Linked DNA regions of Homo sapiens: all the other regions are linked to region 1. Evidence: chromatin contacts called from ENCODE Hi-C or POLR2A ChIA-PET data. All regions are on one chromosome and are shown on one strand. Each heading gives the region's core, a stretch centred on a gene start or an enhancer-like site at or near the end of the contact. The rest is flanking DNA. Distances are from core to core; before and after follow the strand shown. Region 1 overlaps DDX10 (DEAD-box helicase 10). Region 2 overlaps DDX10 (DEAD-box helicase 10). Region 3 overlaps DDX10 (DEAD-box helicase 10).

Region 1 (4,191 bases), core at 258-2,757:
AATGTGAAAGTAGAAGCCTAAAGTGAATAATGGAGCAGATTTAAGAAAATTATCATGGCATATCTTAGAGCCATTTCTTTAATTTTTGTAAACACAAACTTAATTCTTCTGTTGCCGAAGTGTCATGGGAAAATAACAAAGTCAATAGAATTCAAAATGCAAAACGTTAAAAATGGTATTTTGCTCATATGGGCATACTCTTTTGTGTTCTTTTGTAAAATACTTTGTCATAAAAAATTAAAGCCTTCAGTAAAGGACAACTATGTGACTTTTTAATAAAATAGTTATTATGAAATTTTGAGGGCACTCGGGCATTTTATAACTCATTCTCATTTTTGAAGAGGAAAAACGTCCTTTACTACTGGAAAGAGTATTATAAGTGATTGCTTTTTTCCCTTTTTTTTAAAACGGAAATTTCTCACATAACCTAGGTAGAAACTTTTGTAGGAAATTGGATTTGTAGTTGGCATTTGCTCTGTTCTATATTTTAGATCATAACTACTTTGGACAATTTCAAAATAAAAAGATGGAATTTTAGGCAACTTGTAATTTAAGTTCAGCCAGGTTTGAAATATCTGCTGTGATTTATAGAGACAAGCTTTGACCTGGCTAATTAACAAAAGCGCATACTAGGGCCAATCTTACAAATGCTTGGACAGTAAAATTAACTCCGTTTTAAAAGGTGTAGGTATTCTCTTAAACTCTTCAGGAAACTTTGCCAGAGCATTACATATCATCACTGAATAAGTGATTTTTTTTTTTGCTTGTACTTAAGGTGTGATTTGTTTCTTCTGAGTTATTAGTTCCCTTGTGTTATATCCAAGTCTCCTTTGGGTATAAACTCAGTCAAAAAAAAAGCTCATTAGTCTCTTATTAAGTGATCTTTTCCTAAACTCTGAGTGTTATTTCCTAGCAGGTATTAAGGATTCACTAGTTTTCCTTTTGTTGCATATTATATCATGACTAGATCCCAATTTAGTTTTCAGACCATAAAGGACTTATATTTCTATATTTCAGTAATACATATCAATATTGATTTTAACGTCTTATAAAATTAATACCTTCTCTATATCTTTACTGGGATTTTTGAAAGATGTAACTAATAATACAAGTTTACTTAATAATATTGTTGTAGCACTAGTCTTTAGTAATTGTCACCAAAAATATTTGAGGAATTTTAACCCAAAATTCAGTAGTTCTGATTAATACAGAGCTAGTAGCAGAGGAAAGATCACAAGTCCTATTTTAATAGCGTAGATGCCCAGATACCAACCACATATGAGGCTTCTGTTCCAATTGTCCTGCTTTCAGAAAATTCAGGAAAGTGTTTTCAGACTAATGAAAAGTTATCAGCCTGCTGCCCAGAATACTAAATTGTTTTCTTCCTTTGTGGTGATAGTTTGTGATTTGAAATAAACCATTTATGCCAAAAAGAAAGTTATATCAACTTCCTCTTTGTGGCAATTCACTATTTACCAAGCAGGACTGGAATGTTTGTATACATCGTGCCACCCAAATGTAATCGTTCAGAGGAAGTGACTCAGAACTTTAAGATGCAAATTAATTGAAAGTGACTTTAGTAGGAGATCCACTTTGCCGTGACTGTATTATCCATCTTAGATCATAGGCGTAAGAATTGTTACTTACATACATCTACTATGAATTGTTATAGAGCAATTCTTGTTAGTTATTTATATATTCTAAAGAGTACTGACAATGGACACCGATACATTTAAAAGCAAAACAAATGAACAAGCATGCTTGTGAATCCAACGTGGCAGATCTCTGTAGCCCCTTAATGGTATTTAGAACTGGTGATTTTTTTAAAGCATTAGTCCTTCACATATTTTTTTTTTTCTTCCTGCCAATGCGTGTTTTAACTGTACTCTCTAGGCTTATTGTGGAAGGAATTGGTTTAGGCACATTTTCTGTGGTGTGTTATTGTGAGTGATAATAAATGCATATACTGGTATCTGTTTAGTTGCCAGTCTCCTTTAGCTCAGGATGCTAACCCATACATGTTTTAGATTTGGAAGTTGTCTGATTGGTACTGTATTATAAAACAATCTAGAGTTTATTGTAGCAAGAGCATTCCTGGTTTTTAGCAGAATATTCACTGAGTTCTGTTTGAAATCATAATCATTCTGTAACTGATACATATTTAGAGGAATTCAAGCCAGTTTGGTATTATACATCTGTCCTCATATCTTAGTTGCTTCTCTGATAGGAAGGAAAGGTAATTTTTATTGAGTGCCTTCCTTGTACTGAATGCTTGGTACACATATAATCCTTACATGATAGTGACATTGTCTGGCCTTGACTAGAAGACTAAGAAACTAAGTGTTTCAGTTGACTGGGGGGAAAAAAAATCCCTGTAGAGAAATAGGATCCAAAAGAGAAAAAGTAGAAAGACTTTTTTTTTTTTAAGAAAAAAATGATAATCCAAATATCAGCTTTTAATTAAGCTGACTTTTGACCATAGAGCTCTTTCAAAAACTTTTTAAAAAATTTCTTATTACACTTTAGCTGAGAGAAACAGCTAACATTCCTGGCTTTTTAACTTCTTTAAACTGAAGGTACCTTCCAAGTGACTCAACACCAAAAACAATAAACCTTTTATGACTTAACCAAGGAAGCACAAATTATCTCCAAAGAGGCGGAAAGCAGGCCTTACAAGATCCAGGACCACCCCCAAAGACAGTTCAAAGAAAGCAAAGTTTGACTAGCTGCAAGCAGGGGACAACCCATGTTTTTGCTTGGCAATATTCTCTAGGGTCTCAGCTTCCCAGCTGACTCTCCACACAAAGGCCTGACAACTGTGTGCCCCATGGATGGATGATTAAAGGAGACAGTGAGATAGGAAATCAAAAGCTGTCCATGGAAGGGAAAAAGATCAATAACAAATGGGTACCCAAAAAGTTGAGTCACACAAATATCAAACCCATTTTAAAAATAAATGTTTCTTTTTTCTTTCCCCTTTTGTGTTAAAGGATTTACGTCTCCAAGGGACTAGTTCCTTGGCAGGGAATCAAACTTCTAGGCCGCCAAGGTGAGAGTGTGGAATTTTAACTGCTAGACTACAAGATGGAGTGGCGTTCTTTGCAAATCCCGCAGGGGACCCGAGGCAGGTAGTTTGAACGTACAAAGGATTTTAACTTTGTTTTAAATCTGATTTCTGCTTTTTTTTTTTAAGAGACAGTCTAAGGCTAGCCATGACACTAATATATGTCTTTCTTTCAGTTTGATCCTCCCATAAATACAAATAAGGCAACTGCTGATAATGTGAGTTCTCCGGAGTCTTTTTCAAATACAGAAGTCTTTTTAATTCAAAGGAACCATCTTCCAGCCACTGACAATTAGGATTTCCAATGGTGTATTATTCTAGTATCAACTCAATCCAATAAGCCTCTTCATGGAAAGCCCATGAAGTAATTTTCTAGGTTTCGAATAAAATTTTACCGTATAAGCAAAAGCTGTTCCTAGAGAGGGTATAGAAGAGATAGTTCCCATGATCCTCCAAAAAGTTCACTCCCCGAAATAGGCTAAGAAAGAAAAAAACTCTTGTTGCCACAGAAGTCAAGGATAACATTTGTATATACAGTGCCTCCAGTATCCCACAAATTTGTGAGGGGGCTGCCCATCACAGACCCATTAATCCATGACACTGGGTAGGCCCACCTAGGATTGGACTTTCCCAGGACTAACCAGACAAAAAGAATCGAGCCTTTTTGTCTGGACTAACCAGACAAAAAGAATGACAAAAGCCCGCTATGGATGGGACTTAAGACAAACTCTCCTGAGGTCTTGGCATATTCAGAACAAAGAGTAGGCTGCTTAATATGTTACATGTCTCGGAGTTCCCAGTCTTTTCAGGCTGGCCACCAGACATGACCGAAAAATCATGTCCCCTAGAGGGTGGAAACCAAGAGCAGGTATTCCTGTTTGGTCACAAAGCAAGCTCTCAAGGATGTAAAATAAGATGAGAGGGACGCTTTATAACAAATGACACAGAAAGACAGAGACAGCTGAAAAGCTATTTGTGGGAGGAAAAGGATCAGACAATATGAATATTCATGTTGAAAATACACCAGAATTTCTACACCCAAGTCAAGTCATACCAATAATTTTCTCCCATTAATCAAAATTTTGGAGAAAAAAAAAAAAAAAACAAGCGAGATTTCTACCATCCAC
Region 2 (4,252 bases), core at 894-3,393, 33 kb after region 1:
TTTCTGAATAGGCTGTACAGTGATGTCAATCCCCTATTTTGTAATTTAACACATACAAACTTGCACACCCCTAATTGTACATGAAGAAATGCAGCTGCCACAGAAGTTATGAGCTCTGAAATGAGGCATATGCCACTTTCTGGCCGCACAGTCTCTTGTTCAGAGTCAGGCTTACAGAATCCCCCATAATTTCAGTTGCCGTTTTATAACTTAATTATTGGAACTGTCTGCCCCAGCATCCTTGGAAGTTTAGTGCTCACTCCACTAGATTGTGTTTCTATAAGGCACTGCATCCAGCAGGAGAGAAGTTAACAGATTTTCCCAGAAGATGTTTTTCTTCTATGTTGCCTTGGGCCACAGCCATATCAGACAGCACTTGGAACTTTTTTTTTTTTTTCTTTTTCTGATGGAGTCTCCCTCTGTTGCCCAGGCTGGAGTGCAGTGGCGTGATCTCAGCTCACTGCAACCTCTGTCTCCCAGGTTGAAGCAATTCTCCTGCCTCAGCCTCCCGAGTAGCTGGGACTACAGGCGTGCGCCACCATGCCTGGCTAATTTTTTTGTATTTTTAGTAGAGAAGGGGTTTCACCATGTTAGCCAGGCCGGTATTGAACTCTTGACCTCAGGCAACTGCCTGCCTTGGCCTCCCAAAGTGCAGGGATTATAGGCGTGAGCCACCGTGCCCAGCTGGAACATCTTGAAGTTTGGTTTAGTGGTTCTGATTATTGTGTCCTCGCAGCCCAGGAAGTGTGGTTTCTAGGTTACAAAGGACATTCTGACTTGTTTTGTTTGGATTTAATTCACACATCATTTAAAGTATGCTGTTTACCAGTGAGAGGTCTTCCTATTCATGGCAGGTACCAATGATTACCTTCCTCTTCTGTGATAATATGTTATTTGCCCCACTCTTTCCCACACTTGTAAGTTTATTGGCTAAAGTGTCCTAAAAGCCAGAAAGGGAATTAAAAATTCAAGTGGAATAAGCCCTAGGAGTTCTCGCTACATGGAATAATATATCAGTGAATCAGTCTCTCTCCTTATGCCTTTCTCTATCAATACATAGAAATTTAAACTATGCCTGATCCTGGCAGGGTGTTCTCAGAAGCATCTGTTTTACAAAAATAGTTGCTCTAGCAGGTGTGAGATATGAATTACATGAGGTTCTGTGAACCGAGAGACTGAATGCCTTGCCCACATGCACCACTGCTTGTAGTTTTGGAATATTGATCTACACGCTGTATTATTATCAACTTTGCAACAGGGAAAGTAGTTTTGTGAAATTAAGACTGTTAGAACAAAGGCAGGCTACTTGGCTTTGTGGGGAAAACTGTGGGTTTGGGGATTTGACAGACCTGAGTTTGAATCTTTCTTTTACAAGTTATGGACCTTTGACAAGTTACTTAATCTCTGTGACCCAGCTTTCTTCATCAGTCAAAGGAAGATAATTTTTACCTTGCAAAGTTACTGTGAAGATCTAACGAGGGTAAAAAGAAAGTGAAATATGACATTGAATAGGGTCATTAATGTGCAGTAATTATTTTAATTACTAAAAGCAAAACTGGTAGGAGTTTGTAAATGAGTATATACATTGATAGGAATAAAACTTAATGTCCTCTAGGATAGCTACTTTTCCTTGTTTTCCTCATTGAAGTCATTCATTAAGTCCCCAGGTAGCACTAGGCCCTATATTCAAAACAGTTTGCAAAAATATCTTACAGCCTGGTTGAAATTAATGATGTAGTGACAGTAATGTCATGTAACATAGCCTATTCAAAATATGGATGGAGAGTCCACGTTACCAAATTGGAGTGTAGGAATGCCCTTACCTGTCTGTTTTCCTTTGACAGTCACATAATTTAGGCATTTGATAAACTGCTAGTTTACCATGTGACTGGCAGAGAGCAATAAAGAAGAGATACTGGACCCCAGCCCCTCATAGAGCGTACGCTCCAGCAAGAGAGACAGACCATAAGGAAGTAAACAAAAAGCAGACAAGAGGTGGTGACAGGGCCTTGAAAACAATAACTGATGAGAGAGGAATTGGGAGAGTTCACTTTAGCCAAGATGGTTAAGAAGAACCCTCTCTGAGGCAAGACCTGAAGAATTATTGCAAGCCACCTCTGGGAGGAAGGAATGATTCATCCTAGTGTTCTAAGCATGGTTTGCGTAGACAATTATTATTTAAATATTTACCCTAATAGCATCATCATGACTGTACAATTCTGTGTATTCCTGTTAGGAGATTCCTTGGCTGCTTTTCACCTCATCATCATTCTACCCATGTGTCTATCCTGATTGTGATACTGACTTCATAGAAGGTGATGAGTATAGGAAACAGTTGCTAGTCTAGTCCATACAGTGGCAACTCATTAGAAAGGAGTGAGCCAGCATTGAAATTCTCATAAGAACAGAAAAGTGGAATTGAGATGGTCTGAGTACTCTAAATGAGGATGGGAAAGGTAAGTCAGGTGATGTATTAAGGGGCATGTAGTTCTTTGGGGATAAAAAAAGAAAAATCTAATGTGTTTTTATGCTCAATTTAATTAAGTTATAATGTATTGGGGGTATACTAACTCTTTTAAACTATACATCTTTTTATTGACTTTCTGCCTAGGAATTTTAGTTTTTACAGTAAACATGGAGTGAAAAATATAGTTTTCATATTTCTCTTCACTACCTCTCCAATTTCCCCTATTAGTAACATCTTGCATTAGTGTGGTAAATTTGTTACAATTGATGAACTAATATTGATACATTATTATTAACTAATGTCTGTAGTTCAAATTAGAGTTCACTTTCGGCATTGTATATCTTATGGGTTTTGACAAATGTATAATGTCATGTGTCCATCATTATAGTATCACACAGAATAGCTCATTGCCCTCAAAATCCCTTGTGCTCCACCTATCTATCCTTCTCTTTCCGAATCCCTTGCAACCACTGGTCTTTTTATTGTATTCACAGTTTTGCCTTTTCTGGAATGCCATATGGGTGGAATCATATATGCAGCCTTTTCAGATTGGCTTCTTTCACTTAGCAATATATTTTTAAGGTTCCGCTATATCTTTTTGTGGCTTGATAGCTCATTTCTTTTTATCACTGAATAATATTCCATTGTATGGATGTATCACAGTTTGTTCATCTATTGAAAGACATCTTGGCTGCTTCCAAGTTTTGGCAATTATGAATAAAGCTGCTATAAATATTCATGAGCAGGATTTTGTGTGGTAATAAGTTTTCAGCTCCTTTGGGTAAATATCAAAGGGCATGACAGCTAGATCACATGGTAGGGAGTATATTTAGTTTTATAAGAAACTGCTAAACTCTCTTCCGAAGTGGCTGTAGCATTTTGCATTCTTACCAGCAATAAACGAGAGTTCTTTTTGCTCCACAGCCCCACCAGCATCTTGTATTGTCAGTATTTTGAAATTTAACCATTTCATAATAATTTCTGTAGTTTAAAGAAAGCTGTTTTTAACGTTTAAAATACAGTAGACTGTGATAATAATATGCTTTGTCTTTTCAGATTTTGGTTATATGCTGGATTAAGTACTATTCTGCCAAACATGAAATTCTAGCTCAGCATAGCCCTTCCTTATGAACAGGGCTGCCCTTTGAGGAACTGTCTTCTCAGCCTCTCAAAGTGAAGGTTCTTACCTGAGATAAGGCTAATAATAATATACTTAATTTTAATAAAAACGTCAAAGACTATTGTTGCTTGCTGAGGACCTTAACCTAACAGGGACCCAGAACCTCTCTTCCCTCCAACAACATTTGTCCCAGACCCCTACCCCATTCAGTATCCCTTCCTGAGTGTCCCAGCTCCCCAGGAGTTCTCTCATGAGCCATGATAGCACCCTGTACTCCAGCCTGGGCTGAGCAAGACCGTATCTCAGGGGGTCGGGGGACATCTCAAGTTAAAAGACTTTCACCTTACATGGTAAAGACCAATATAATCCAGTTAACATCAACAGAAAAGTAAGATCATGCCCACCATGGGGAGTTGGAGAAGCTATAGTTAACATTTATAATGCATTTACCATGCATATATCACTTATTTAATCTCTCCATGAGGTAGATATTAGTCACATTTACAAACATAAAAATTGGCACCCTGTGACGTTCAGCAGTTTTCCCAAGTTTTAGGCAACTGCCAGGGTTTAAATCGGGTCAGACTGACTCCAAAGCCATTTTCTTTTCCTCTATACCAGAATTTTGGAAATGACATATTTAATAACAGTGCTTGAATCACTGT
Region 3 (4,225 bases), core at 467-2,966, 42 kb before region 1:
TTCAGCAAATACATATGTACAGTTTTCCTCAAGTATGTATGTACAATTATAAACACTGTCCATGTGCAGCCATGATTTTTATCTAATGTGTTTGTCACTGAGAAGTGTTCAGCTTCTGCATTCTGAGAACATTTAGTAGAAATGATTTCCTAGAACTAGGGCCCAATAACATATGTCATTTCTCATGCTGTATCTCATTGTGCTGTTTCTGACTAGCCATGATTTCTTCTTGGCAGTTAGCAAAGCTCCAACTCCCTTGAGGAAGCCTATAATATTCTTCGTCATTTTTTTTCCATGCTGGCCATAGCACTTAAGAGAGCAAGTCAGAGATGATAACTCATGCTATAGTTCTGAAGTGGGAAGCAATTATTTAATACTGAATATAAGCAGAAAAGACTGCTTATATTAAATATAAGCAGTATTAAATATCACTCTGTCTTCAAAGGTGCCCAAAAACGAGAGCTCCAGTGTGTGCAGCCTGACTGCTAAATAAGGTGGAGGCTTCTGCATATGCTTTAACGTGCAGGCGTGAAACACCATGGCAGAACCACCACTAGATCTCAGAGGCTGTAGTGGGAAAGATTTAAATTTAACAAGAAAATCTTAAATCTAATAAAAGCATTTGATATTTATGAATATTGCATGTTCAGCATAAAATAAGCCCATTTTATTTCACTAAGAAGCTCTCATTTCTGCATATATAAATGTAAAATGAAAGATATAATCTAGAGCCAAAGAAAGCCCTGTTACTGTATTTCCTTTGTGTTTATTCATGCATATTTGTATATATATTACTAAATATGGTTTATTTTTTATACTTATTGATGGTGTATGCTCGATTTTTTTTTTTCATAATGGTTTAAGCTGTAAGAAGTTGCTATCACCCTTGAGCTATCCTCCTGGAAACCTCTTCTTTTATTCCCCCATAAATTGGTGTGTATATTTGGTTTTAATACTGTGTCTGCTGGGGAAATGAAAAAATGATAAAGTTGTCACAATCAGGCATTTTCACTGGGGGTTGATCTCTGAAGTGAACTCCTTATGCCAAACTCTTCCTTCCATTTCCCACTCCCCTTCTGTGTTTGTCCTGTGTGTTTGTTTCCTGACATCTAAAAAAGGAGGAAGATTTTTCTTGTCAAGGGAAGGTCTCATTTCTATGTAACCACTAAGCATCGGACTAAGAACAGAAAGAAGAGCTGACATGGCTTTGCAGCTCAGCCAGGAGCTTTAAATAGACAGAGGCTGTGTTTTATTATTGCTCTGAATAGTTTAGCTACCTCCATTTCACAGCCCTTTTCTGAGTGCTCAGAGATGGTAGCCCTTTTGTAAGAGTGATATTACCAGAGGGATCAGTGGCTGGTCTGCAGCCAGGACTCAAACATTCCTCAAGACACTGAGGACTGCCTGCAGTGACAGGTTCAGGCTGACTGACAGAGCCCAAGGAATGAGCTCAAACCAACCTTTTGCACCCAACTTCCTTTCAAATGAAAGTGACAGGGGTTGAAGGCTCTCATGGCTTTTGAGGTACCTTTTGGAAGCAGACCCAGAAGAGATTATTTGGAAACACTTGGTAAAGGGGTGATGGCACAAATTTCTGTGATATGTAAGGAGAAATATTATGTAAATTATCAGGTTTCTCTCAGTGCATGTGCTTTAAATGACAGATGTGACTTAGTTTTTGAGTAAACTTTGTCTTCTCGTTGATCCTCTTATGTAAACCTAATCATTGTGTTACTTAGGATATTGCCTTCTGAATCACTTTAGTCAGATTCCAGGTAGAGCTTCCCTTTGATCCCTGAACCTACAAGCTATCCAGAAGATATTTTAATGGTCAAAGAAGGTGGTACTTGCAGACTTAATTTACCAGGAAATGTAGTCATAGCTGTTTATAGCTATTTTAAGCAATCACTGCATAGAAACTGAAAGTGTAAGAAAGGGAGGACTCACGTAGCTGTCTTTCTACCTTGTTTTGTGTTTCATGCAGCAAACATCATTTTATTATACAAGGAAGGATATAAAGGACACAGTATTTTTTTTTTAATTTTGGGGAAAGTGCTTGAATGAAGTTTCATGGAATTATCTTTATTTCCCAGAAAAGAGAAAACTTAATGATAATGTGAATTTTCAATTTTAGAAATGAATCTTCTCTGGCATATTGAAAGTACTTCTAAGAAAAATTGCTTTAAAGTGTGAGTAGGATAAACTAAAGTTGGAATGGACCTCTCAGGAATCTGATATGACTTTTTGTTAAAAGATAGATCTAAGTTCTGCCTAGTTATATTATGTGCAGAATTGGGAATGGAAGATAAATACGAAGCTGAAACTGTTACGAAGGTTTGCTGGGTACCTAATAGTGGTTTGGGAAATATAGGTCTTTTGGGTATCAAAACTTTCTTTAGCAGAGAAGTACTTGAATTGCACAATAGAATTGTTTTTACTTTAGCTAACAAGATGTCGTATATTCTTATGACCTACAGATTTTAAACTAAGATCTAGAAAAATACTTGTAGCAATGATCAATAGACCACATTGCTTTTTGAGTTCAGGTAGGTTACATAATCCTGGAATACAGCTTTACCTCATTATCTAGCTAAATTTCCTTTTGCTTTGAGGGTCACAAGTGCTAGTAGGAATCCCTGGTCGCTGGAATGATTTTGTATAAATGTAAGGAAAAGGAACAACAGTGCTGAAACTTGAGGAAATAGATCCTCAGCAATATCTCACTACTGTGCTGCTTTTGAAAAGAAAGTGTGATTTTTATTTATTTATTTATTTTTTAAGATGGAGTCTCGCTCTGTCACCGAGGCTGGAGTGCAGTGACGCGATCTTGGCCCACTGCAACCTCCGCCTCCCAGGTTCAAGCGATTCTCCTGCCTCAGCCTCCCGAGTAGCTGGGACTACACGCATGTGCCACCACGCCCAGCTAATTTTTTGTATTTTTAGTAGAGACAGAGTTTCACTGCATTAGCCAGGATGGTCTTGATCTCCTGACCCCGTGATCCACCCTCCTCGGCCTCCCAAAGTGCTGGGATTATGGATGTGAGCCACTGCAACTGGCCAAAAGTATGATTTATTAAACAAAAGTCTGAGGCTGATGAAATTGAACACTGACTATGAAGGAACAAAGAGTAGGAAAGAGCTCAAACACTTAAAATAGTTAAAAGTTGCTTTGACTATATTAAAAATGATGATTATAGTTCGTATTTTTAAGGTGTGGGGAAAATATGTCATACATTTTGAGGTTGAAGTTTTATAGATGTACATTTTCACTTGTTTTTATTTTTTGGTTTGTACTGTGTTTTTATTTATACTTAACAAATAGTGGTTTTAGGTAATAGTTTCTTGAATACCTAAGGTAATCTCTGTACAACAGAAAAGTAGTGTTGAAGTTAGAGCTCTCAGAATAGGAGGTCTGAAGAAGTAGTAGTTAATTAATTTTAAAACTCTAGGCCGGGCATGGTGGCTCATGCGTGTAATCCCAGCACTTTGGGAGGCCGAGATGGGTGGATCACCTGCGGTGAGGGGTTCAAGACCAGCCTGGCCAACATGGCAAAACCCTGTCTCTACTAAAAATACAGAAATTAGCCAGGCATGGTGGTACCCGTCTATAATCCCAGCATACTCGGGAGGGTGAGGCAGAAGAATCACTTTAACCTGGGAGGTGGAGGCTGCAGTGAGCCGAGATTACGCCACTGCAGTCCAGCCTGGGTGACAGAGCGAGACTCTGTCTCAAACAAAACAAACAAACAAAAAAAACCACCAAAAAAAACAAAAAACAAAAAACAAAACAAAAAAAAAACCTTAAAAAACTAATGGACTTGAGAGATGCCCTGGACTGACTTTTTAATCTACTGGTCTTCAATGACTTTTTCTCTGACTCAACAGTAGTTTCATAAAGCAAAGCTAACTTTATTCATTTGATATTTTGTTCTTCCTACTTTTTTGGTGCTAAAATATCCTTTCATTTATGAAATAATACTGATAATTTTTTAAAAAGTCTTATTATTTGACAAAGTAAAAACCCATTTCACCACTTTAAAATCTTTTTTGAGCTTTTTCTGATCCATGAAATTGAAGAGCGAGTGTGGCAGCCACTGATCTACTCCAATGGTTTTCAGTATTATATTGAGTGACCTATGGACTCTCCTCTCCACCCCCCACCACCCCCGCGTGAGAATATTATTTGGGCAAGGCTCTAGGGTTCCATTTAGTCCTCATCCAGACC

Evidence for each region. A loop is a pair of places that touch in the nucleus more often than their neighbours do. ChIA-PET counts read pairs that join two places held with the same protein, here RNA polymerase II (POLR2A). Pooled maps may share reads with other maps.
Region 2: a loop to region 1 is called in a map of PC-3, with 4 times the contacts of the local background. The contact joins two enhancer-like sites. A Hi-C loop is called at or near these places in 3 of 168 maps with a recorded cell type or tissue (PC-3, adrenal gland and endothelial cell of umbilical vein) and 1 of 50 pooled maps. POLR2A ChIA-PET finds 5 or more read pairs at or near these places in 3 of 52 experiments (BJ, Caco-2 and PC-3).
Region 3: a pooled map shows a loop between it and region 1 (2.5-fold over the local background). The contact joins two enhancer-like sites. A Hi-C loop is called at or near these places in 2 of 50 pooled maps. POLR2A ChIA-PET finds 5 or more read pairs at or near these places in 4 of 52 experiments (GM12878, Panc1, activated naive CD4-positive, alpha-beta T cell and 1 more).

Annotation. Positions count from the first base shown.
Region 1 is chr11:108,894,509-108,898,699 of GRCh38, forward strand. All of the region lies in intron 16 of DDX10 (DEAD-box helicase 10), which reads left to right. Among named protein-coding and RNA genes, the nearest start is that of DDX10, 230 kb to the left of the region's middle. Within about 2 kb of position 1,508, at least 7 of the 41 ENCODE cell types and tissues checked have a DNase peak (open chromatin) inside an H3K27ac peak, as active enhancers do; they include PC-3 and endothelial cell of umbilical vein, where a contact is called at or near this core.
Region 2 is chr11:108,927,253-108,931,504 of GRCh38, forward strand. The region is part of intron 17 of DDX10 (DEAD-box helicase 10); the gene reads left to right. Among named protein-coding and RNA genes, the nearest start is that of DDX10, 260 kb to the left of the region's middle. Within about 2 kb of position 2,144, at least 5 of the 41 ENCODE cell types and tissues checked have a DNase peak (open chromatin) inside an H3K27ac peak, as active enhancers do; they include PC-3 and endothelial cell of umbilical vein, where a contact is called at or near this core.
Region 3 is chr11:108,852,700-108,856,924 of GRCh38, forward strand. All of the region lies in intron 16 of DDX10 (DEAD-box helicase 10), which reads left to right. Among named protein-coding and RNA genes, the nearest start is that of DDX10, 190 kb to the left of the region's middle. Within about 2 kb of position 1,717, at least 6 of the 41 ENCODE cell types and tissues checked have a DNase peak (open chromatin) inside an H3K27ac peak, as active enhancers do; they include endothelial cell of umbilical vein, where a contact is called at or near this core.